Linked DNA regions of Homo sapiens: region 1 is linked to region 2. A link is a loop called in an ENCODE intact Hi-C map of the cell type or tissue named here. Cell type or tissue: heart right ventricle. All regions are shown on one strand.

Region 1 (5,000 bases), 100 kb after region 2:
CTAGGATTTATAGGCTTGAGCCACCGTGCCCAGCCGTAAATAGAAATAACCAAAAAATTTTTCAGCAATTAATCAAGCTTCTAAGGAGAAAATTTTAAATACTCTGTGATTTGCATACATATATGACAGGATAAAATAATTGCAAGAGAACTAGTCAAAAATATCAACTCTCAGATTAGATAGTCACTCATTCAGGACTGTATTGGGTGAAGGGGATATAGTGCTAAACAAGTCAAGTGTTCTTCTCACCCTCAGGAAGCTCATAATTTAGTAAAAGCCACAAACTCAAATATCAACAGGGGCCAGGCAGCAAGGGGAAAGCAGTGAAATCCACCAACAGGCCCATTCCCAATATTTCCTAATATTTGCAGGTCCAGGGAAAGAATATAAATGGAAGCCCACTCAACATAATCTAGATACTCACAAGCTCTAAATCAAGTTATCAAATTTAATTTAATTTTTTTTTTTAATATGGAGTTTCGCTCTTGTTGCCCGGGCTGGAGTGCAATGGTGCGATCTCGGCTCACTGCAATCTCCGTCTCCCGGGTGCAAGCAATTCTCCTGCCTCAGCCTCCCAAGTAGCTGGGATTATAGGCATGCACCACCATGCCCAGCTAATTTTGTATTTTTAGTAGAGACAGGGTCCTCTATGTTGGTCAGGCTGGTCTCGAACTCCCGACCTCAGGTGATCTGCCCACCTCGGCCTCTCAAAGTACTGGGATTACAGGCGTGAGCCACTGTTCCCAGCCAAATTTAAGTAACTTCTAATCTCTTATCTTGACAAATATACCTTTATAACCACCTGGAAGGCCAGGTTCAAATTTAGAGTTCTCCCTTGCCTGAAGATGATGACTTAGGAAAAACTGGTCCCCAGTCCAGAGTCCTCCCTCTTCAACACCTGCTCTTCTTCTCTTCTCATATCTGACTCCATTTCATACAGCAGGGGGCTTTGCGCAGGTGGGTGGACACTCTGGCCTGCACATACAAGCATCATCCTCTTCCTCACCAAATAATAATAATAAAAAAACAGCTTTTCATTGCCACCCCTTGGGTCCCAGGGTGTGCACCCTGGCAGTGCTGGGTGAATTAACTAAGAAAAGAGGTCTCTGCTGGCTCCAGAAGCAGGCTCGGGTAATTTGGGCTGGGCATTCAGGGTCTCTTGGTACCTGCAGTATGGTCTAGAAGAGGCAATGCAGGCATCTATTGGCTCCTCAGACTTCTTGCAGCATGGAGAAGGGCCAGGGTAGACCCTCGAAAGCAGGCCAAGGGCAGGGGCCCCACTTCTCTGGGCCTTTGGTCAACACCAAAGACTGGGTAGAGACCATGGCGAATTGGAGAGCAAACGCCCCATCTTACAACAGCAGCAGCTGCTCAACTCCAGCCCCAAATTATCATATGTAGGAACACACATCCAGATGGCCACATCTTATACTTTTTGAAGAAAAGACACAAATCTGGATTTTCCTATGAAGTTTCATAATTTTTACATGTTAGCAGGTAATAAGAATAAAAACGTAAATTACTCCGCTGGCCAAACTAAAAATATCTGTGAACCACCTGCCTGTGACTTCTATGAAGGAAAGCAAACCAAACTTCTGTTTACATGTTGCTTGACCACCGTTTAGTTTTGAAAATGATATTCTCCAACTCATTAATGTCACTTGAGCCCATAAGTAAATGATGTTGTCTCCATGGCTGTATATATGTTTGAATTTCATGCATATCTTGTTCCCCAGCAGAATTCCAATTTACCTGGCACCTTCCAGTACCGATGTCTGTCCCCATAAGCCATCAGAAAAGACCTGATGTATGGATCTACACATTTTTCTTCCCTGATGCTGACTTTGATCATGCTCTTCTCTCTGACCTTCCATCTTAACCTGGGCACAAAGCTCTCACTGCACTGCTCGTATCTCTTTACATGGCTGCTTAAATGCCATTATCTCCTTACATGGCTGTTACTTTGAAAATTATCTCCATGTCCCCAGGGCCTATCACTGAGCCTGTCATGTGGTAGACACCTAGTACATTTTGTTTGTTCTGGAACTGAATTCATTGGTGTTTTGTTCTCCACGATGACCCACATCTCCCCAGTCAGATATGAATAATAATTATAGATGATAGTTCTTGGACATTTGCTATAGGCTAGGTACGATGCTAAGAGCTTTATACATATTACCTCGTATAATCCTTTCAACTAACTGCTCAAAAAATGTTATCCTCATTTTCCAGATGCTGAATCTGAGGTTCAGAAAGACAAAAAGACCTGCTCACAAGTCTCTCAGCTGGCAAATGGGAGAGGTGGGACTTGAGCCAATCCTGCCTGCTCTGAAAGGTCTGTGTTCTTAACCAGGAAGTCGGTGCCTCCCTAAATGTCCTTGAGCTCTTTTGGATAGTACACAGAGGAACTGTCTCTTATTTTGATTTCTAGACATTTGTTCCACTCAATATGCATTTATTTCAGTGTATATTAGGAAAAATAAATAACAGTAACTTCTTATGGCATATCATATTGATTTTTCATTTACATTAGTAATACGGAATTTTCCTTTTAACTTATTTACTTAAGTTCTAAAATATTGAGTCCATTTACAAACAATGTTGAATGAATAATAAATACGATATGTAGTACAATAATACAATACAAATTATGTATCAAGTATATACAAAGGACTAGGATTTGAAAAATACTGCCTCAGAAACCACCATATATGGGTTTAAAAGAAACACACACACAATGAAACTAATAATTAAACTCTCACCACTCTCACTTGGAACTTGCATTTCCAAGTTTGTAGAATGTTGCTTAAAAAAAATATTCCAGACCCTGCCTAATGAAGACTCCAAGCAGTCTCTAAATTGCTAACTTTGAAGCATGTTTATTTCTTTTTCCTGTTTCTATTTTTGGAATTTAAATGGCTGAATGGATTTTTAAAAATTGCCTCTAAATAAAAAATGAGCCAGGGGCCTGGAGCTCTCTTCTGTCTCATTTGAACTCTGAGCAAATGGTGAATTACAACACCCCTGGACATAGTGGTTTCTAACTACCAAGCTGCCAGGCTTTTAAATAACAGCAGCACCGAATTGTGGCCATAATGCTACCTATTTCCCTTGATAAATTATTTATGCACTTATTATATTTTACATGGGCTGCTGAATCTGAAGGTACTTCTTTGGGGGCCAGGTGATTTCAAGAAGCCCATTACTGAGAATCAACTCAACAACATTAGAAACTAGCACATCCAATTGTATGTGATATTACTCATTAATATTACATCGTTACTGCCTCAGCAGTTGTTTTGGGTGGTGATAACTTTATGTGTGTGTGTGTGTGTGTGTGTGCATGCACTATCCAAAGGCTTCAAGGCAATCCACTTCATTAAGAAGCTGTTTAACATTGAGGGTACATCAATAAAAACTAGCTTAATGCAATCGTGGAACTGTACCTAAGATGACTCGGCCAAATGAAGCTATTACCCATATAATGTGTTTCACACAAGATGGAAATGGTTTACTAAGTTTATAAAATCACTCTCCAGGATTTACAGTGACTGATTTGCTGTAAGATCAGCAGTGTGGTAGAAGTTTTATGCTAACAGTAACTTCACATATGCTCTTAGGAAATTGCTATATTTTCCTCCAAAACAACACAAAACAGCAATGAAATAGAGAGCACTGTTTGTAAAATGTTCCAAAGCACGCTTGTAATTCATCCTAACATTTAGTATTTGGACTTTGTTTGTGACTTGCATAGAAGAAACAAATTAATTAATTCAGCCTTAATTCAACAAACACTCATTAAACGCTTACTATGTGCTGGACAAAATGCTGGGCCCAGGGAACACCAAGGAGAAAAGAAGAGTCCCTGACCTGGAGGAGCAACTCCAGTAGGTAGGCTCTAAATGGTCAATTCCATAATTGTCAATTATGCCGCTAAGTGTCCATGCCAACTAGGAGAAGACACTCACTTCTGCTCCAAGGGCAGAGAAGGCCATGCATGCTTAGTAGAAGCTCCCCGGGCAAACAAAGCAGGCGAGACCTACGGTAATTTTATGGTGGGCATGTGAGACACTTGTTGATTCCTCCAGAGCCTTTCCCTCCTCCTTTGCTAGCTGAGTCCTGATTTTGTTTATGTTTCAGGTTGAGCTCCTTTGGTCTCAGGGAAGGTGGGTCCATGTCTGATCTAGATCAAGGAATGTGACCCAGCTCTGACCAAAAAGATGTAATAGGGAGTGAGCAAGTGGAAAAGGCCTTTCCTATCTGATCAGAGGAATGTTCATGATGAGAAACTCTAGGCTCTTTGCAGCCCTTTCCCTCTAGCTTCTGAATGCCTGTGTGATGACAGGGACTGTGGCAGATTTCTTAAGACCTTGGAGGGAAGACCAAAAACGTCTAGAGATTCCAACCCAGATCCCTGACATCACTAGCCTTCCAGCACCAGCAACCACCCACTCCAGCCTTCTTGATGTGTGAGAGAAGTAACCTCCAATTGTTTAAGGCACTGTGTTACTTGCTGCAAATAGCATTCATGACTTATTGCAAGTTTGTGGAAACACAAGTTTTTCAGGGTGCTTGAAGCAATGCTCTTAAAGGGTTGCAAGGGATGATGCTGAGACGTCAAGCAGGTGCCAGGCTGTTGAGGGCCCTGATGCCACATTAAAGGAGTTTAGCAGTGCTTTCCAGGCAATGGGTCCTTTCCCAGTGGGATACATCAGATGACTGGAGGCAGCACACATATAAGGCAATGCATAATCTTGAATCACACAACCAGACATTTAGCTCTGTTCCCATTCTCTTTCAGTCCTTCTAATTACATAAAGAAGATCTTTCAAAATTGGCCTAGGTGGCTCACGTCTATAATCCCAACACTTTGGGAGGCCAAGGTGGAAGGATCACTTGAGCCCAGGAGTTCGAGACCAGCCTGGGCAATATGGTGAGACTCTGCCTCTACAAAAAATTTAAAAAATTATTAGCCAGGCATGGTGATGCACACCTGTGGT
Region 2 (5,000 bases):
AGTCTAAACGAGTGACAGAGTCACATGCATCGCTGGCAGCATTTCCCGGTGCTCCACGGTGCCCACTGAGAAATGGGTGTCTTCGAGGGGACCTGGCATTGGCCACCGCCATTTCCCGAGCCCCTAGCAGGTGGCAGGTGCTGTACAAGGCACAGAGAACAAAAGCTGTGCCATACACAGCTGCCTTGAGGGGCTTACAGCCTAGGGGGCCGTTAGACTCTGAAGTCGATTCTGGGCTGCAAAGAGAACTAACATTTTTATTGAACATTTACTATGTGCCAAGCTGAGGACCGAAAACTGTATGTGATGATGGCTCATCAAATTCTCACAGCAACTCCATAAGGAAGAGCCTATTATTTTTCCAGTTTTACGGATAAGGAAACTGACGTTCCAGGACAGTAAAAAACTTACCTCGGGTTGCTGGGCTTCAGACCCAGGCCGAATGGCTCCGGGACGGTGGCTGGTATCTCCCTGTGTGCTGGGAGGAGAGCAGCTGCAGAGAAGCCCCTGGGATTGTGCTGCCTGACCCTGGGTTCTCTTTGGACACTGGGTGCCTGTCCAGAGAAGTCCTCTGAAAAGCAGAGCTGCCCAAAATCAGGAAGCCCTGAGACAGGGTCTGCCACTGGCCTTGGCTTGGGGCAGCAGAAAATAATACTGTTCAAGGAATCAGGACGTGTGAGTTGCTCTGCCACTAACTGGCTGTGTGACCTTCACAGTCACTTTCCCTCTCTGAGCCTCATTTGCCTATGTAAGATGAAGATTCTAAAATTATATGGGGCTACGGAATTCTATTATCTTAGGACTCCAGCTACCCTTGAAAATAGCCATTGCCCAGTTGATACAGCACCTCCTTCCTGCCCTCCTTTCTGCCCCACCTCCTGCCTTCTGCCCCGGCTGGCCCATATCTGTTGCAATGGAGCACTTTAATTTCCTCCTTTGGTTTCATAATTCAAGGACAGCACCATCTGCCACATTAAATCCACGCTCTCTGCTTGCCTCCTTCTCAAAACAAGGGCTGGATGAAGGCTTCATCCGGTTTATTTCATGGATGAGCAAGAGCTGGCAAAACCAAATGGGGACAGCTTTGGCCTTGCAAGCTGCGTTCATCCCCTAATCTTCTGGTAGGGCCCCAGAGCTCGTTCTGTCGCCCCCACTGCCTGCCCCAGCCAAAACATGATGCTGCTGCTGATAGATGACGTTTACAGAGGCCTTTCTGAGTCAGGCATTTTCTTAAGTGCTGTAGATTCATTTATTTACTTCCCACTACATCTCTGTGATGAAGGGGCTGATCATAATAGCCCCACTTTAGAGATGCAGAGACTGAGGCCTGGGAGGCTTCAGAAATTTGCCAAAGGCCCACACAGCCAGCCAACAACAGAGACTGAATGTGAACTGGCTGCGGAAATGAACACAGACACACAAAGATAGCCAGCCTGAAAGAAGCTGGACTTCACAGCGGAGCTCTCTGACTGCTGATCTTTGAAAAGTTGAGGCTGGGCACAATGGCTCATGCCTGTAACTCCAGCACTTTGGGAGGCTGAGATAGGAGGATTGCTTGAGCCCAGGAGTTCAAGACTAGCCTGGGGAACATAGAAAGACTCAGAGACCCTGTCTCTACAAATATATATATATATTTTTAAATTAGCCAGGCATGGTAGTGCACACCTGTAGTCCCAACTACTCAGGAGGCTGAGACAGGAAGATCGCTTGAGCCCAGGAGGTTGAGGCTGCAGTGAGCTATGATTGCACCACTGTACTCCAGCCTGGTGGATAGTGAGACCTTGTCTCAAAAAATAAAAAAGTAAAGTAAAAGAAAAGTTGAGGTCATATTTCTTTATTCAACATTCCTGCAACACGTTTTACTGAGCAGCCTGCCATATGCCATGTGCCACTCTCCATGCAGGGGAGCGCCCCACGAGCAAGGCCCATGGGGGTCGCTCTCATAGGACCGATCTAGTCCACAAGACAGGCACCAAGTCAGCAACTGAACAAGCAGGCAGGATCATTTTAGGCTGTGACAAGGTGTCATGAAGGAAATACAGTGGGGGGCATGAGGCCGGGTGCGGTGGCTCAAGCCTGTAATCCCAGCACTTTGGGAGGCCAAGGTGGGTGGATCACGAGGTCAGGAGATTGAGACCATCCTGGCTAACACGGTGAAACCCCGTCTGTACTAAAAGTACAAAAAAAATTAGCCGGACGTGGTGGCGGGCGCCTGTAGTCCCAGCTACTCGGGAGGCTGAGGCAGGAGAATGGCGTGAACCCAGGAGGCGGAGCTTGCAGTGATCCGAGATTGCGCCACTGCACTCCAGCCTGGGTGACAGAGTGAGACTCTGTCTCAAAGAAGAAAAAAAAAAGAGAGAAAGAAACGGGCGATGCTCAGGGAAGCCTTCCTGAACGGGAGGGTCTCTGGGCTGAGGGGATTGAGGCTTGCTGTAGGCTTTCCCGACCTTGGCACTGTGGACATTGTGGATCCCATAACTCTTTGTTGGGGGGTTGGCCTATGCATTATAAGATGTTTAGCCGCATCCTTGGCCTTTACCCACGAGATGCCAGTAGCATCCCATTTTCCAGGGTGACAACCAAAAAATGCCCCCAGACATTGCCAGGTGTTCCCCTGGAGGGCAAAACCACCTCCAGTTGAGAACCCCTGAGTCACGAGACTGGCAAAGCGGACAACATGGGATGAAGGAATAGCCAGGCGGGCTGCAAAGCTGCTCAAAGTGTTTGAGATCCAGGAAGAAGGCTGGTTTGGCTGGAGGGCAATGGGCCAGGGAAGGATGGCAGGATCATCATGGCCACTTGCTCTGTGAAACTCTCCAGAAAGTACTCAGCAACATTCATGGAGTCCCTTTGCTGTGCCAGGCATTGTACTAGCTGTGCCCAAGGACACAGCACATGCTCCAAGGTGATAATAGTCGGGTGGCTGGATAAGACACAACAGCTGTCAGCCTGATGCTATCCATGGTAACAGAATATTCTGGACCAAAAGCAAGCAGAGAGGCACTCCAAGGGCAGTGGCCATGGTGAAAAAGATGCTGGAGAAGGCAATGTCTGGGCCCCTTTTTGAAGAGGAGAGAGCAGGCAGCTGTGGCCTTCACCTTCCCAGCTCCCGCCCCTCCATTGCCCATAGCAACTGCCTGTCCCCATGCCCAGCTGCACGCGGTTTTGGTGGAATTTCTAATTATGGTGCCCTGCTAGACTGGCCAAGGGGCTGGCATGAGACCCAAGCTTGGCCACCATATACTTTCTTCCTGGAATCAGGATATTGGCCAGAGAAACCCAAGGGCATTGAATGGCTAGAGTCAGTTTTTCTAATGGAAGTGGAACAAAGCATGTTCTTTTGTTCTGGCATAATTTTTTGACTATCTCAACTCCCTAAGAAGCAATTGTTTCTCTCTCTTCCAAGGCCTATTTTTCAGCTTTTCCTTCCAAAGCCCTTTCAATACACCTCTATTTAATTCACCAGAGTGGGTTTCCAATGTTTGAAACCCCAATTAAAATAGAAACAGTATAATGTGAACAGGGATAAGAGAGTGTAGGTTTCTGATTCACTGTGCTCACCACTTTACATTAAATAAGCTGTGTGTCCCTCTCTCTCCTAGTTACAAGCAGGATGCTTTGCCAAGGCCTGACTGTGTCTTTTTCTCTTCATATCCACAGTGCCCAGCTCAGGGTTGACTTCTCCTCTGCACCTGCCATGGTTTATAATTATGCATTTCTTTGTGGGATAATTTGTTTAATGTCATCTACTCTATGTTGGAAGTCCCATGAAAATAGAATGCATGGAGCCCAATTTATTAGGAAGACCAACTGTCCCAATTTGCCTGGGGTGGGGTGGGGGATTTCTGAGACATGGCTTCCAGGGCTAAAATCAGGAAAGTCCAGGGCAAATTGGAGCAGTGCCCACCCTACCAGTGTCTGGCATATAGGAAGTCTTCAAGCACCAGTTGTCCCGGTCACTCAAGGAATATATGTTGAGATGAACGGAGGCAAACTGCAGCACAGCAGAAGGCATATTCTTTCATGCAAAAACATTTCTTCATGCCTGCTGTGTGCCAGGTAACCAGCTTGTCAGAAGCAGAAGATTCAAGGAAGGAAATCCCAGCAGCCAGGGCTGCCATAGGATTGTAGGTTGAAATCACACTGCATGAGGTCTTGAGCATCAGGCTAAGAAACCAGCATGCAGCACCCAGATGAGGCAGGTCCCCTCTGATTTAGGAGAAGGGAGGAGATATGAAAACATAGTAATTTAGGAATGATGCATTGGCAGCGCCTCCCAGGGACTCTGATAAGGAAACCACTGCAGGAGGAATCCGCAGGGGCTACTGAAACAGGGGACAGAACCTGAAGTGAGCGGGTTATTTGGTTGTTTCTTTCCAAATTCTGCACTGGGCAGAGAGAGGGTTTAGCAACTTCCTTTTTCGTCTCAAGCACAGCCATCTGCTCAGTTCAACAAGCAGAAAATCCACCCCCAGGAAACGTGAATTTATTTGTGGGTATGTGATGGATCCTACGTCTTTACTCCTTAGGAAGATTCAGCTACACAACCCATGCCACGGGGCCATCCTCTTGATAGGTTTCAACTCTGTTGCTGAGCGGATGAGAACACGTTTATGTGCAGGTGCTATCGACAGTGTTTTTGTCTGCCTGCCCCCAACCCAGTCTTATATTGAAAGTGAACCCCCAGGCAATGGTATTAGTAGGGAGGCCTTTGGGAGGTGATTAGGTCATGAGGGTGGAGCCCCATTGATGAGATTAGTGCCCTTAGAAAGAGACCCCAGAGAGCTGCCTGGCCTCTTCTGCCATGTGAGGGCACAGCAAGAAGGAGCTGTCTGTGAACCACAAAGCAGACCCTCGTCAGATTCCAAACTGCCAGTGACTGATCTTCAACTTCCAGCCTCCAAAACTGCGAGGAATAAATTTCTGTAGTTTATAAGCCACCCAGTCTATGGTATTCTGCTATGGCAGCCTGGAATGACCAAGACAGCAGCCAAATGAAC

The links. A loop is a pair of places that touch in the nucleus more often than their neighbours do. Peaks named below come from ENCODE experiments on the same cell type or tissue, not always from the same donor. Only the 100,000 strongest peaks of a DNase experiment are listed, where the experiment ranks them.
Region 1: it touches region 2 in a loop (5-fold over the local background); 47 of 110 quality-filtered maps call a loop at or near these places.

Annotation. Positions count from the first base shown.
Region 1 is chr5:173,876,435-173,881,434 of GRCh38, forward strand. No RefSeq gene overlaps it. Among named protein-coding and RNA genes, the nearest start is that of CPEB4, 9.4 kb to the right of the region's middle. In heart right ventricle, no CTCF peak of the experiment used is centred here; a DNase peak (open chromatin) is centred at 2,307; H3K27ac peaks cover 2,128 bases.
Region 2 is chr5:173,771,543-173,776,542 of GRCh38, forward strand. It overlaps LOC124901138 (a long non-coding RNA gene), which reads right to left and starts at 915. Exons shown (of 2, transcript XR_007059060.1): 1 at 412-915. RefSeq lists an enhancer at 1-737. In heart right ventricle, no CTCF peak of the experiment used is centred here; a DNase peak (open chromatin) is centred at 2,794; H3K27ac peaks cover 1,997 bases.